Linked DNA regions of Homo sapiens: region 2 is linked to region 1. Evidence: read pairs that join two places in POLR2A ChIA-PET (ENCODE). Cell type or tissue: IMR-90. All regions are shown on one strand.

Region 1 (8,000 bases):
TTTTGTGTCTCCAGCTTCTCAGACAATAACAGAAATGACTCAAATGCTTAGGTAATGAGAAATAATAATCACTACTAGCCTTTCTTCCTCAGCATTTATAAGTTGATTTCTTCCTGAAACACGATTTTTTTCTCTTTAGGTTTCAGTAATGCCACAGCACACATTCCTGACCTTACCTCACCCTGTCTGCCATCCTTTTGAGGTCTCCTTTGCTGGCTCTACCCAGCCCTCTGTCGCTGGTCATCTTTTCTTCTCCACGTGTAGTCCAGGATGGTGATCATACACTCTCTCCACAGGCCAGAGGCTCCCATATCTACATCTCCAACTCTGCCTTCCTCTCTACGCTTCAGATCTACAGGTCCAACTCCTCATCACCATGTCCATTTGGATGATTTATATACACTGGCAAGTTTACCATGACCAGAATACAATGCTGACTCCAATCCATCCCCATTCCTTCTTCAATCTTCCAGCTTGATCACTCAACCCAAAATCCTTGGTCATCCTCTCTTTTCCTCATTCTGGGGCATTCTGTCCCAAAACCAATCACTCCTCATCAACTCCACTGCTATGATCCCAAGCCAAGCCACAGTCTTCTCTTCCCTACACAAGTACATGAGCCTTATTTATCAACCCAGATGAGAGCCAGAGTGATCTCATGTAGAAGACAGATTAGTTCATGCCTCTCATGAAAGCCCTTCAGTGGTTTCCCACTACAGTTAAAAATTAATTCCAACCCATTCTCCAGCCTACTCTCCCACCTCACTTTCCTCCACTCTCTGCCTCTGTTCACTATAAGTCAGCCATCCTGGCTCACTGGCTGTCCCTTGCATGTCAGCACTTTACTACTTACTGTCCACTCATAGGACTTACTACTCAATATTATTTTTTTTTTACATGTTTGTTGTTTGTTATTTGCCTCCCAACATCAGAACATAAGTTCCATGAAAACAGGAACTTGGCCTGTGTTGTTCACCCCACTGCCTAGAAGAGTATAGACAATAAATATTTGTTGAATTGACAAAGTAGTAACTTGTAAATAGTCTCATGGATAAATTATTAAAATGCTAACCAAGGTGATTTATTTCCTGCTTTTGAATAATTTTCCAGATAAAGTTTCCCATTTACTTTCTCTGGTTATGTTGAGGACCAGGGCAGAAACCTCTTGCTAAGCTAGGTAAGGAGCCTCAACTGACCGGCAGAAAGAGTACACACTGTATGACCTCTGAAGGGTTTTTCTGTAGGCACCACATTCAGCACAAATTAGCTTCCACAGCCAAAAGAGCTCTAACAGGCCGGCCCTCAGGCCACTTTTTAAACACCTCTGTAGTCAACACTACACCTAGCCAAAGCCAAGTGAGTGTCTTCCGTTGTTATTCACACTAGTATCATCACAGTTGCATTCACCAAATATTCTGAAACAAACAAGTTAATGATCAAAAAGGAAGACAGAATTTTATATCTGGAACCTCGACTTATAGACACAACCTTCATTTCCATTCCTCAAAGGTTAAATAAAAACTGAACATGTAAATATAACAGGAGAAAAATACAGACGTGAAAACAACTGGAGGCAGGAAAAGGAGTATCAATGTGATTTATGCAAGAGGCTGCTGAAGAGATTAAGTCCGGAACGCTCTCTCAAAACCCTTACTACAAAATAAAAAAGCCCAAATTTCGGCGTCACCTGCTCAGCTAAAAGACCTATGTTCTTACCTTGGTTACTTAGATCTAGTAGTTATCTTCTGTAGTGTTACCGTTGACAACAGATACCAAACTTCCACCCCTCGCCAATCAATTCAATTATGTAGGTAAGAGATAAAAAGAAGCTGTTGCTTTTAGCTTATGTGTTAATTCCAGCCTACCCTATATTTCCATGCACCTAACAATTACAATTCACAAAAATTCCAGCTCAAATGAGAATCCACTAACTGCAAAAAAGGATGTATTTGACAACAGTCACTTTATTTTAAAACAATTCAAAGACTTACTCTGTGCCATCCACATTAAAGCTGTTTGTTGCCTACTCAGGATCACTACATCACTTAAGTTCATCTTACATGAAAAAGTGCCCATAACAATGAACAGGAATCACGTGGTTGGTTAGGCATAAACCATAAAATGACTGCTCAGATAAGAAGAGGCAGAAACAGAATTCTTAAGACAGGCTGTACTATATTCTCCTTTTCTGGGGGCATCAGTAGACACCACTTCTTCTAAAATATTATTCCTAATTAAGGCATTAAGTTGGACAGGACAGAATGTGGAAGGTCCATGCACAAGAGCAGAGGCAGGCTCCCCATCACAGCTGCCAAAGGTGGCATGTGCACGTCCTTCCTGGCCAGTATGAGTAAGCTCAGAATTACATATGAGAACGTCCACTTTGGCGGACTTACTCTGTGCAAAGCACCTGTCAGAATACTTTTATGAGGCAAAGTTTAATCCTCATAGCACATGTATAATAAAGTTTAATTACAAAAATGGTCTAATTAAGTTTGTAAAAACATTTTATCATCCCTTGGAATACTGCCTAGTATTTAAATCCAGCCAGAAGTTTTATAAAATAATTCCACTTAGAGACAAAAATTCCTATTTATACCAAAAATTCAAGACATTTCCCTGAATATAACCAAACTGGCCAGTGGCTGAATAGTGCCATGTTTGTCCTTCATGTGCAGACACAATGCAACCTGAGGTTATTTACAGAGGCAGTTACTCATCTCATCCCAAGCAAATCTGACATAAGAGCTACTATAAACCAAGCAGTCCTGCACCCTGTTCTCTTATTCCAGTACCAAAATTAGGATTAGAAAAATGGGCACGTTTAAGCAATTCCATGCATTGCTCTGGAAGGCAAACTCAATATGCTCAAAATTCACAAGAGCTATATTCCTATACTGCTTCACAAAAAAGTTTTCAGAAGGCTGTCTTTTTAAAGGTATAAACTCATCCTAAATTAAGAGCAAATGTTCAAATAAAACATGAATGTATGAAAGTATAAAGACTTCAGAATTATGGTAAGCCTAGAAAAAAACCTATAACATCATACTCAGATTATTTTGCATTTATTTAAGAATACTGGGCCGGGTGCAGTGGCTTACACCTGTAATCCCAGCACTTTGGGAGGCCAAGTGTATCACTTGAGGTCAGGAGATCGAGACCATCCTGGCTAACAAGGTGAAACCCCGTCTCTACTAAAAATACAAAAAATTAGCCGGGCGCGGTGGCGGGCGCCTGTAGTCCCAGCTACTCGGGAGGCTGAGGCAGGAGAATGGCGTGAACCCGGGAAGCGGAGCTTGCAGTGAGCCGAGATTGCGCCACTGCAGTCCGCAGTCCGGCCTGGGCGACAGAGCGAGACTCCGTCTCAAAAAAAAAAAAAAAAAAAAAAAAGAGTAAGGATTATAAAAATGGAAGCTATTACTGTGACCTTAAATGATTTGCTGATACAGGCTATTTTCTCATGGGGAATCACAAAAATTGTATTAAAATGTATTTTAGTTGAAAAATGCACTCTGCAAGATTTTTTGGGATATGACCACGTTAATTAAGCGCAAAAACTTTAGAAAAATTATCAAAACCAAGAAAGGTAAATAAAGAGATGCCCTACTTAAGAAGAAACCACTAGAATTTAGGGCAAAAGGGGAAGTATGAAATACAGAATTTAAAGCCTCTATGCTAGGTTAGTCATAAAAGTACATTATAACAGATCATAAAAGTTCTATATGCACAGGACTAATACAAGAAAATCAAAGTTGAAAGAGCTCCTGGAGCTTGCCCACCTAACTGCTCACCCAGTGGGAAATCCCTTCTTCAAAATGTATGGGCCGGGCATGGTGGCTCATGCCTATGATCCCAGCACTTTGGGAGGCCTAGGCAGGCGGATCACTTGAGGTCAGGAGTTTGAAACCAGCCTGGCCAACATGGTGAAACCCCATCTCTACTAAAAATACAAAACAATTAGCCAGGTGTGGTGGTGGCACACGCCTGTAATCCCAGCTACTTGGGAGGCTAAGGCAGGAGAACTGCTTGAACCCAGGAGGTGGAGGTTGTGGTAAGCCGAGATTGTGCCACTGCATTCCAGCCTAGAAAACGGAGCAAGACTCCATCTCAAAAACAAAACGTACGTAATGAAGAGCAGCTTCCACAAAATCAAAACCTAGCTTCAACATTTCTACAGACAAGGAGCTAATGTCTTCTTGCAGCAGCAAGACTCTTGGCCAGTTACCTCCCATTCTCAGAACCTTACCATTTCTCCCATGTCAAGCCAGACTGGCCTAGGGAAATGGACATATTTGACCACTAAAGGAAAAAAAAACAACTTGCCTTGTAAAACCATTCTGTATAAGTTCTCTTTGAAATTTCTGATCTTGAGCAGCATATTCAGAAAGTTCAGATTCCACCGCCGGAGGGAGAATGTTTGGAATAAATTTAGAAAATAGAGTTGGAGCCATCTGAACCCACTCTGTGAGGAAAGGAAACAATTCATTAAGGAAATCATATAAACACACCAAATTAAATGGAAAAGGGAAAGTTTTCTTTTAAAATATATAGTAAGCCAAATTTAAGCAGGGGAAAAAATTAGTGCAATCCCATTCTGGTAAAGAACATACAAAGTTAAATTTCCCTTCTAAAAAGAATTTTACAGGCCGGGTGCGGCGGCTCACACCTGTAATCCTAGCACTTTGGGAGGCCGAGGCAGGTGGATCACGAGGTCAGGAGATCGAGACCATCCTGGCTAACATGGTGAAACCCCATCTCTACTAAAAATACAAAAAATTAGCCAGACACGGTGGCGGGCACCTGTAGTCCCAGCTACTCAGGAGGCTGAGGCAGGAGAATGGCGTGAACCTGGGAGGCGGAGCTTGCAGTGAGCCGAGATCGCACCACTGCACTCCAGCCTGGGCGACAGAGCGAGACTCCGTCTCAAAAAAAAAAAAAAAAAAAAAAAAGAAAAAGAATTTTATAGTATGAAGAAAGCCATTTTTACTTTACTGATTTAACAGAATTTAGTGAAAACCCCTAGGGAATTTTTGAACAAATCTTACAGAAAATTATAAGTATGGAGGAAAACATGAATGTGATTACCAAACAATTCTGAGTGGGAGGGGACTTGGTGTAAATATCAGCCTTATTAGCCATTAATTAAAACAATATATAGCCCAAGAATAGAACAGTACAAATAATAAGTAGACATATTTAAAAAAAGAGGCAGCACAAAAGGTAGGAGGGACTGAACGTTTAATAAGTGGGCTGGAGGTAACTGGTTAGTACTTTGAAAATATTTTTTGAGCCATGTTCAATTACAGCAAATATATATAAACAACAGTAAAAAAAAAAGTGGTTATCAAATCATTTTTTAAAAGCTCAGGAGACTATAGAAAATAAGGCAAAGAAGTCACAAGAAAACACTTGCACCAGATATGACAAAGATGAATTAGTATCTTTATTATAACGAATATGTACAGATCAGTAAGACCAGATAAATGAGTGAAAGAACCTATAATAATAGAAACAGAATAGCCCTGTTAATATTTAAAAAAATTCAAGCTAAAATAAATATACTCTCTCCTTTTTATTCAGTGAACATTAAAGAGAATTAACACCCACCTGTATCAAGGGCATGGGGAAACCAGTATTTCCCTTCCTTGGTGGTGGTCCTCAATTAACACTATTACTCATTTTGAATTGTTTTAATCTAGCCCTTTTACATTTTTCCTCTTGGAAAACATTTTGGCTACACATGTCAAAAACTATAAAAATATTAATGCTCTTGAATCACTTTAAAAACGATAATCTGAGTAAATGATTATAAATCAGAAAAAGCCACGCTTGATGCTGTGGAACATTTGCTCTGTGGTAAGTAAAAAAGTAGAAGTTAATAAAACGTCTAACAGGAGAATAGCTAATTAAAGCTGGCAAATAAGCACTGCAAATGATACAAGGACCAATCCATTCAGTCACGCCTTGGGAGAAACTCGTGGCAAAATGCTTCCCTCCTTCCAGTCCAGCTCAAATATGGCTTCACTAAGAGTCTCAATACAGTGCTACAGAGAACCACTAATCAGTCACAGCTGGCAAAGTCAAACCCATCTGCCACAAAATAAAGATGAAGAAACAAAGTGTGTGTATTAAATGAAAACGGGCAGAATAGGATTGCTGGAACTATTTCTAAAGAATGGATGCCAAAAATGGTAAGTCATGAGAATCTCCAAGGATTACAGCCCAGGAATCTAGAGTTTAAAAAGCCTTCTTAAGTGACTCAGATGCAGTCATACAAAGACCAGCACTTGCGAACTACTGCAGTAGAACAAACTTTTGCTTTCAAAATTCAACTTTTAAAATATTCTAATCTTAATCTGTCAGGTGAATAAAATGGCTTTAATAAAGCAGGAACATAATGGGTACTGGCAAAACATGTAAATGTCAAAATATGTTTTCAAGTATCTCAGAAAATGTGCAGGGCAGCAAAAGGTTAGTATGTGATAAAATTCACCTTTTCAAAAGGACAATTCTCAAATATAGAATTCTCCTTACAAGTAGTATAAATCCTATTACAAGAGCTTGAACCTGGATAAAATAGCATTTAGATAAACATGTACCCACAATACTTTTCTACCTTTAGTGATAAACTTTATTTTGCAATTTTGTTACGTATGATAAAAGCCAGTGCTTATAAGCTGCCTACTTGGGAGGCAGAATTTGTCATACTGCACTTAGATGCTTTCAAAGGAAAAAAAATCATTCATAACCTGGTACACACACTATTTCAGGAGCCATCTTCATCACACTGCTGTAAAATTCTGAGAAACTAAATACAGAAAAGTATCAGTTTATTGGACATATGCAATAAAATCTTTACTACTTTATACAAGTAATTTCTGTTAAAAGTCACAGAAAGTAAAGCTCAAACCCTAGATCCAAATTTAACAATAAATTTGAATACTCTAGATGTCATTAATCATTTAAAGTAGCCTAAGGGTTTTGTTTTGTTTTGATGGAGTCTCACTCTATCGCCCAGGCTGGAGTGCAGTGGTACAATCAGCTCAGGAAGTAGCTGGGACTACAGGCGCCCGCCACCATACCAGGCTAATTTTTTCTATTTTTAGTAGAGACGAGGTTTCACCGTGTTAGCCAGGATGGTCTGGATCTCCTGACCTCGTGATCTGCCCGCCTCGGCCTCCCAAAGTGCTGGGGATCACAGGTGTGAGCCACCACACCCAGCCTAAGAAGGTATTTCTAAAATCAGTCTACCAGTACCAGTTTTCACTTGGTTTCCATTTTAGCTTGCTAAATTCTGACAGGTCGTTTAATTAAGCAAACAAGCCATCAATTAATTAAAATAACCATTAAACTCAAATGGATAGTAATAACAGCAGTGAATGTTTGCATGCTTATTATGTTATCAGGTACTGTGCGTTAAGCTCTTTATATCATGTTTTATTTCATTTAATCCTCAAACAACAAAAGAATTTCACAAAAAGGTAATTACTATCTAAAAAGCATTCCTTGTATTTATAGATTGTAGAACAACGTTCTATCCTGATAACTTTTGTAATCTCTCTCCCATGGACATTTATAAGTTGCTAGACAACTCTATGACAAGTTTGAGGTTCCGGCTTATAGAAAGATATATACAAAAGCTCCTTGGGATTCCTTTAAATTTATAATGTTTTATTCTAAGATAGAGAGACACATTAAGAATTTAAAAACCATGCTTTTGACTATAGTGATCTTTGGTATTTGCTTTGGTTCTTGTGATTGTCTCTCTCCCCAGAACATCCTTACAAAATGACTGTAACTTTACCAACACTTCTAGATTCTTCGCAAGTTACTTAACAGGCCTAAGAAGACGGGGTTGTGAATGTGGATGTCTGTAAGTATGTGCAGCGTGAGGCAGGAAGTAAAGAAGAAACTAAGACCAAACATGAGATTCAATTTTATCCAAAGTGTATCCTACAATTTATTTCTTGTATTTCCCTCACAGGTTCTGCAAAAACCAC
Region 2 (8,000 bases), 2.0 Mb before region 1:
TGCCCAGGAGGGCAGAGGCTTGAGCACATTTAAAAACCCCTCTGCAGCATTCCTTAATGGAAGAGACATCCCAAAACAGTTGTACGGCTTGTGCACTGCACAAAGGCACCAACCTTGAGGGACACCTCCCAAGCAGGGCTGCACTTACCCAGAGGTAAGTGTGCTATTTTCTTACCACAAAGGCATCTTTCCAAGCCTTGAAGGGCTGCACTGCCTAGAGTGGGCCCCTTTTTTTGAATTTTTGCATCTAAAGCAGATTTTTTCTAATTCACCCAAAAAGTAGCCATGGCACTTAATGGTCAAAGAAGGGAAGAAAATGCTGGGTAAGGTACTAAGTTTCCCGCAAGTAAAGCTCAAGCAGAGGCCAGGCAACCACTTAACTGAGTTCTAGAAGAGGAACAGAAGGTCAGAAAAACTCAGGGGTGTGGGGTGAGAACTAGAATTTATGAATCGACACGAGATTCACTGAATACTTGCTACATGCCGGGTGTTGTAGAGGCTGAGTAGCTGTGCCGAAGTGCAGTGGCCATGGACCTCAGAGGGCTGGTTCAGACCTCGGCTCAGGTCCCTGCTGGTCTTGATAGATGCTGCCAAGATACTGCTGTGTCCACTCAAAATCCATTTCCTGCTTCTTAACTAAACCCCAATTTTTACATTTGGGGTGTGATCCCTCCTGATAACTTGGGGTAGATCCCAAGTAATCTAAGCCAGTCATGGCAAGCCTCCTCCCGCTGCCAATGAGGAACGTGGGAGTGGGTTTGTGACCCACAGTCCTGACTGATGGGACATGAGAGGAAGTCGGCCTGGGGCTTCTGGGAGGAAACACCCCGCCTTTTAAGTGAGTACCCTGAGAAGAGGGTGGACGCACAGGGGCGTGAGGCCACACCTGCAGCTGCCACCTTGCCACCAGCACACAGATGCAGCCACCACCAAAGGAACCTCCCTCCGTCCTTGAGGGGGTCCATGAGCTGCCAAATCAGCCTGCTGGGCCCCTGGACTTCCCATTCTGGTCATAATTTCCCTTCTCTGTAAACAAGACAGGATCAGGTTTTCCATGCTTTGCAACTAAAAACTGATTCCTAGTTATGCAATCTTGAACAAATTACTGAACTTCTCTGGTGCTTGGTTTTCCTTATGTATTAGATAGGGATAATAATAGCTCATACTTCCCAGGATTAATGAGGATTAAATAAGAATAATGCAGGCAAAAGTCTTAACAAGTGTACCTATTATTACTTAGATGGCATCTCATATTATCTTATTAAACAACCCAATGAGGTGGGAAATATTTAACAGCAGAGAAAACCAAAACACAGAGAGGTTAAGCATCTTCCCAAAACCACACAGCCAGCAAGTCCCTGTCACCAGTGCCTGAGCTCCTTGTCTCTACCACATTCCAGCCCTGAGGTTCCTGGACTCTGTGACTCCCACTCAAGTCTGTACTGCTGGCAGCTTGCAGCAAAGAGCAGTGAAAAAGTAAAGGGCTTTACTGGGAGTGGACCTAGGGAGTAAGTGCTAATGAATAGGAGTTTCTTCCCAGGGTGATAAAAATGTTTGGGAATTTAATAGTGGTGACGGTTGCACAATCTTGTGAATACTATAAACCACTGAATTTTATGTGGTGAGTTTTATATGTGAATTATATCTCAATTAAAAACAAATCAAAGAGCTGCTAGAATCAGCCTTGTAAGGAGAAGTGCCCCTGTCCCCCTGCCTTCAGGAGCCCAGCCTCGTCTCTGGGAATGGACTCAGTCACCGCCACCCACCCTGGGCACCGCCCCCTCCCTCCTCCAACCTCTGTGCCTGGTAGAGTTGGCCACAACTTTCTCCCAGGACCCATCCAGTGGTTAATCTAGCTGCGGACTCCAGACTCTCCAACTGGGGCTGGGGCAAGAGCTGGCACTGGCCTCTCCCAGACACCCTGCTCTTTGGCAACGTAAGAATGCAGGCACAGGGCCGGGGCAGCGCCCTAGTCAGACAGCTGCAGTTTCACTCTTCCCCTAGATGCTGGGAAGCTGGCTAGTCAGAGTAGAATGGCCCCACTCCTCCCCAAGGCCAGACGTGCCATCCTGCTGGGGTGCTGCAGGCTGACTTGCTGGTGCTTCCCCTGACAGATCAGCTGTTTCAAGCTATGCCAGAATAAATGCTAGTGAAAGCCTCAAAACCTGCAGCTGTAACTAGTCTTCTGCAGACCCACCTTTGACAGGAGGGCAAACTGCACAGCATTAAAACATTCTGCTGTGTGACCGTCTGCACGTGCCAGCTGCAGCTAGCCAGGTCCTGGGCAGGGAGGTGTGCAGGAACCTGCCTAAGAAAATGCTCCTTCCAGGAAATAAAGGAAAAGAGAAGGCCAATGCTAAAAGGGGCTCCAAGGAGCTCTGAGAGAGGACGAGACAGGACCACCCACTGCAGCCTGGAGGGGAGGCACGATGGGAACTGCCCAGGATGCAGGGACACCCCCAGAGGCTAAATGTTCTGCTCAGAACAGGCAGCCGCAGCACAGACAGCAGACTTCCATGTCAGAAGAGAGGAGACAAAGTCCTTCCAGAGACTTTTTAAGACCTTTGAAGTCTAAAATCCCTAATTACTTCTTACTTTGTAAGTACAAAATCTTCAATGACAGACTTACATTTGTACAAAAAGAATTAGTAAACTGGGTTAAGTTATTGATTAACTTTAGACTTTGCTAAGTTAAGTATGCATGGCAAAATTTCAAGGGTAACTAATCTTGAAAGCAGTTGAAATTGAATCCCTAACTTCAGAGCAGTAAAGAGAGATAAATACACAAGACACTGAATGAACAATTCCTCCTGGGGACCGAATTTGCTCAAAGTCTTTTCCCAAGGAATCCATAGGTCACAGAAAGGCATCTCCCAGGTCTCCTCCACAGAGCACAGGATCCAGAGGTCACCCAGAGCGTCCCACCTGAGGCCAAGCAGCTGTGATGAGGCCAGCAGGGTGCCCCCTCTATCCCACCTTTTTATATTGTACCAAGCCAGCTCCTGGCCCAGAGAAGGCAAAATACTGACCATTAAATTTTGATGAGCTTTTGAATTTGAACTTAAAGTAAGTCAATCTCACTAAAAACAAAACAAAACAAAACAAAACGAAAACCCGGGTGTGCGTGACTATAGCAGGGTAAGAGCAAACAAACTACAAACCCATCCTAATCCCCATCCCTCCCCTCCCCGGCACTGAAATGCAAATATGAGTCTCTCCAAACCCTTTACTGAGCTGCGGTGGGGACAGCAGGCCTCAGAAACATATACACTCCAGGAAATAATGTACATGCTGTGTTTAGGGGCCCTGGGAGGCCGTGCAGATGGCCCCAGCTGCCATAATATTCACACTCATCATCATGGCTGCTCACCCACGTTGGTGTGTACATGTTATGAAAGAATGAGTGAACACACGTGGCCTTCCAGGACCCCTTGTTCCAGCCCCGACACATCAGTCTCTGCAGTCCTTGGGTCTGGGGAATGAGACTTTATACCTTGTTACCATGCTCAGATGGACAACCGCCCAAGTTCAGGCAAGGGAGGAGGTCTTGGGCACCCAGGGTGGTCTGTCTCCGGCTTTTCATTACTGCTGCCCCACAGACCTGTCCCTCCCAGGCGCAGGCCTGCCTGCTTCATTAGGCAGGGCAGCTTCTCTGACTTCATTGTTATCTTTAACAGCTCCATCTGGACCTCAATCAATCAGCGGCCATCTCCTCTGCAGAGAGGAATGCTCCAGACGGGTCAGGCGCAGGGTGACTAGCCTGACTTCCAGCAGGCGCACAATCCTCCCCCACAGAGCCCAAGATGTCTGTGCCCACGGTGCTGACTGCTGGGAGGTGGCCACAGGAATGCCTTGGACTTGGAGAAGTGGGAGCTCGTGCTAGGGACACCCACACGAGCCCACGGCTCCAACCAACCCTTGTCTCCCTGCCTCTCGCTCTCTCTCCACAGACCTAGTCTGGGAGGGTCCTGAATGGCATAGACACCACACTGAGGACATTCTGGGTTAATGAACAAGAAGAGTTCCAGGAGCTGACCCTGCAACAGGAAGACGGGTGGTATGACCCAGAAGTTCATCAGTGGGACCAACCAGGGCCGATGTGAAACATCCCCTGCACCCCACACTCGGTGTGCCTGTCCTGAGCCCTCCTCTGCCCATCCCTACCCAGCTGTCATCAGTCTTATCTTGTGGACATGCATCACATGGGTATTTAATTTATGAGAATCCAACTATGAGATCTCAGGCCAAAACATAGTGGGATGATTTCAATTTAAATATTAAATTGAATATTAAAAACACTGTAATTAAAAGCCCTGTAAAAATCTATTTTGCACATGGACTCTTCATGAGACACCATGGTAAGTGCCACAGGGGTGTTAGGACAGACTGACATCCCTGAAGGGGGTGGGGGAAGGTAGCTCCAGGAAGGTGACGCTTGGCTGGCTCCCGGGAGGGCAAGTTTGCTGAATGAACAAGGTAGGGAGTAAACAGCAGGCCAAAGGAACAGCAAGGGCAAAAGCAGAGCGGTATGAAGGGCTTCCCAGAGAGCCTTATACTCTCCCAGCTGGTGTCACTGCCTCCAGGCTGTCCCACTGGATCACATCACAACCACCACCATCATCATGTCACTCCCAGCCTCAAGCACCTACTGTAGCTCTCTATCCCCTTCATATCAGATGCAGCTGTTTAACCAATCAGATACCTCCATTACCCCCTAACCATTGCCCCCCCATCATTCCTGTCCTCATACAACCCCCTGCACAGCTGGGCTGTGTCCTCTGCCATCTGGGAAAGCCATCTGCCATCCCTCAGGCCTGGCTTGTGCACTGGCTGTCTGCAGGGAGAGAGGGGCCCGCTGACCTTCACGTGGGAGGATTTGACCCTCATGCTGCCCTCCAAATAGGCACAGCCCCAAGCTGTTCTTCCAGGGGCAGGGGACGGGGCTGAGGACCCCGAATGAGCTGGGTTCTGGGGCAACACCCAGTTCCACCCTCACCAGCTCTGTCACAGACGGGACTCTGTCTCAGGTCTCAGTTTCCACAAGTACGTACCAGGCTAACAACTGTCTCTCTCACAGGGCTGCTGTGGAGACCACAAGGGGTGACCCATAAGGAAACTCCAGCACCGAGCTGGGTGAGGTTAGGTGCTCAGGAAGCATGGGGCCTCCCCTGACATTCATTCCTGAGACCCACTGCGCACACGTGCTGAGGTTTTAAAACTGAATCTCCAGCCTGAGGACCATGAGGACCACTAAGCCTCAGGTGGGACCAGCAGCCCTGCTCCTGCAGTCAGCCTCTCCACCCGTTCCTTAGATCCCGGCTGCTTCCAGTACCGAGCCACCTCCAAAGAGAAGGGCTGTGCTTCCAGGCCCATCTACCATCTTGCCCGATGCCCACCTGAGGGCCCCTGACCATACCCCAGTAGCTGAGGCCAGCGGGTCACCTGTACCCAGGCATAGACAGCACTCTGCTGAGCCATCCATGGCTGCATGGCCCCAACAGAGGCGTATCGGGCAGCACTGGCCGGAACTTTAGAAAGACAGAGTTTGGGCTACTTTTCAAGCAGCCCTTCTGCACCTTGTACAGAGCCCTGCACCTGGGGAGGGCCCAGCCTATCTTGCTTCCTGGCTGTTTGATGTCAGGAAACCACTGGATCTTGAAAGTGGCTTTCTTGTGGCTGGAGGCAGGGCCACAAGGGAGTGTCACAGATATTTCCAGGGCAGAGATGAAGAGAGAACACGCACTTTGGGTTCAGAGACCAGAAGGCCACCACCACTCTCTCCCCATGGGATCTTTTTTTAAAACTTTATAAAAAAATTTTTAGTTTTTTAAATGTTTCTGATATATTATATTTGTACCTATTTATAGGTGCCTGTGAAACATTGTTACATGTGTAGAATGTGTAATGACTAAGTCAGGGCACTTAAGGGCCATGGGGTCTTCACCAAGATTCACGACCTTTTGAGTCTCCATCTCCTCTTCTAAAAGAGAAGACCCCCTTCCCCATGGTGCTGGATTTTGTGACAGCCCCTCTGTGAGCTTTGTCTCAATATGCCTGGCCAGTCTGGAAGGCTCCCCACCAAGGGGTTAACAGGGGCTGCCTCTGAGTGTGGGGTCCTGGCTGTTTCCTCCTTTCTTGCTTTGGATAATATTTCCTATAGTAAACACGTAAGTCTTCTGTCATGAGAACCAAAGCTGTCTCAGGTTTTACCCAAAACCTTCCCAGGACAGTGTGGGGCAGAGGAGACAAGTGAGTGACGCCTCCTGTCCCTTCCTGTGGCCTCACTGGGTGCCCTGCGGCCCAGAGCCCAAGACTCCAGCTGCTCCCAGCCATAGCCCTGGTCCTGCCCCAGGTCTTTGCCTGCTCCTCAGTCTCCTGAATCAGGACCCCCAGTCTCTAACAGCTCCCAGTGACCACCTGGCCCCCAGACCCTGAAGGCCAACTCTCTGCCTGGCAATCTCCCAGCAACACCGTGGTGCAGGCTCTTTTTCTCAGCTCCGTCCCCCAGAGGAGGAACCAGAAGCTCTGGAGGTGTTGAGACCTGCCCAAAGCCTCACAGCGAGGAACAGCAGAGCTGAGACTTGAACCCAGGACTTGAGCTGTTCCCACAATACCACTTTGCCTTACAGAGAAAACACAGTGCAGGGATCCCACCTGGAAGGGGGCTCTCAAACTGCCTCATCCTGTTAGCCTCCTCCAGGGCCCAGGAGCTCCACTTGATGGGAATTGCTTCTGGCTTCAACACTTAATTCCCCAAATGTCCCCTGCCTGAAGTGAGCCAGCCTGTGTTGAGACAGAAATCCTGCCACCCTGTAGGGTGGGGAGCACTCTGCTAGGGTCCCAGGCCTCACGCTGGGCCTCCATGGACCCAGCTCCACCTCTGAGCTTCCATCGTTAACATCAGGTCAGCATCCCAGTGTTGTTCAGTCGCCAGATTTGAAAAGAAGCCTGAAGCTGGCATGGCAGTGTGCAAGGGAGGACTGCGTGGCCCCCAACAGGCTGGGGGCCCTGAGAGAAGGGGCAGGCGAGCAGGGGAGGGGCACCAGGAATTGTATGCATATTCACAGATAGAAAGGGGTCACAAATTCTCTCCAAGGAAGACATCAGTTATGAGTATGGGACTGGGGAGAGATGTGAGGACTGAGGAGCTTTGCTGGCAGAAGGAGTGGGGGTGGCAGAAGGGGCGCTATCTTGGGACACAAAACCCAGAACTACTCCCAGCGAGTCACAGGGTGAGAGGGATATCCCACTGCCAGGGTGACTGTATTTTTGGCTTCTGTGTTTATGTTTTGCAGTTTATTTCTGCCTCATCGCTAATATTTCATTAGAAAGTGGCTCTTCCCTCCCCCAACCCCTGCCACACTAATATTTTTGGGAGGAAATCTTAAAAAGACCCCAGCTGCATTCAGCATGCTTGCGTGCTATCTTAAGGCCTGCCTCTACCGGCATAGGACTCCGTTTACAGAATGCAACTCAGTGAGGAAGTCAAGTTTTCTATCTGAATATTCATTCAACATACAAGGTTTAGACACACACACACACGCACACACACACACACACACACACACACAACAGGCCAAGCAGGACAAGGTGAATTCTGACATTCCCATGGTTCTCTACCCAATCCTATCCTGCTGGCTGGTCTTCCCTCCCAAGAGCCTCAGGCTCTGTCCCCTGGCATGTGGCACTTTGCAATCTCACTACCGAATATTTACCAAAGGCCCAAGGAGTGTGGTGTTGGGGCAGAATCTGCACCCATGACCAGCCATGACTTTGTGGGTTCAAGTTTGAATAAACTGCAAGAACCCCAAAGGAAGACCTACCAGAAGCTTCTAACATCTCTCAGCCCATTCCTTCCTCTGTCTCTGTCTCCCTCCTCCATCTCAGCTGCTCACTCTACCTCTCTCCCCACGCATGCATGCACATTCAGAGTTATATACGCACATTCCCAGCAGCCTCCCCCGAGACAGGCCTGGCAGGACCCCACCAGCTCCAGCAGT

The links. ChIA-PET counts read pairs that join two places held together with the same protein. Peaks named below come from ENCODE experiments on the same cell type or tissue, not always from the same donor. Only the 100,000 strongest peaks of a DNase experiment are listed, where the experiment ranks them.
Region 2: POLR2A ChIA-PET joins it to region 1 with 6 read pairs; 1 of 35 experiments calls an interaction of 5 or more read pairs at or near these places.

The regions. Positions count from the first base shown.
Region 1 is chr10:118,686,942-118,694,941 of GRCh38, forward strand. It overlaps CACUL1 (CDK2 associated cullin domain 1), which reads right to left. Exons shown (of 9, transcript NM_153810.5): 7 at 4,324-4,462. Among named protein-coding and RNA genes, the nearest start is that of CACUL1, 64 kb to the right of the region's middle. In IMR-90, no CTCF peak of the experiment used is centred here; a DNase peak (open chromatin) is centred at 6,210; H3K27ac peaks cover 1,240 bases.
Region 2 is chr10:116,718,485-116,726,484 of GRCh38, forward strand. All of the region lies in intron 1 of HSPA12A (heat shock protein family A (Hsp70) member 12A), which reads right to left. Among named protein-coding and RNA genes, the nearest start is that of HSPA12A, 20 kb to the right of the region's middle. In IMR-90, no CTCF peak of the experiment used is centred here; a DNase peak (open chromatin) is centred at 3,737.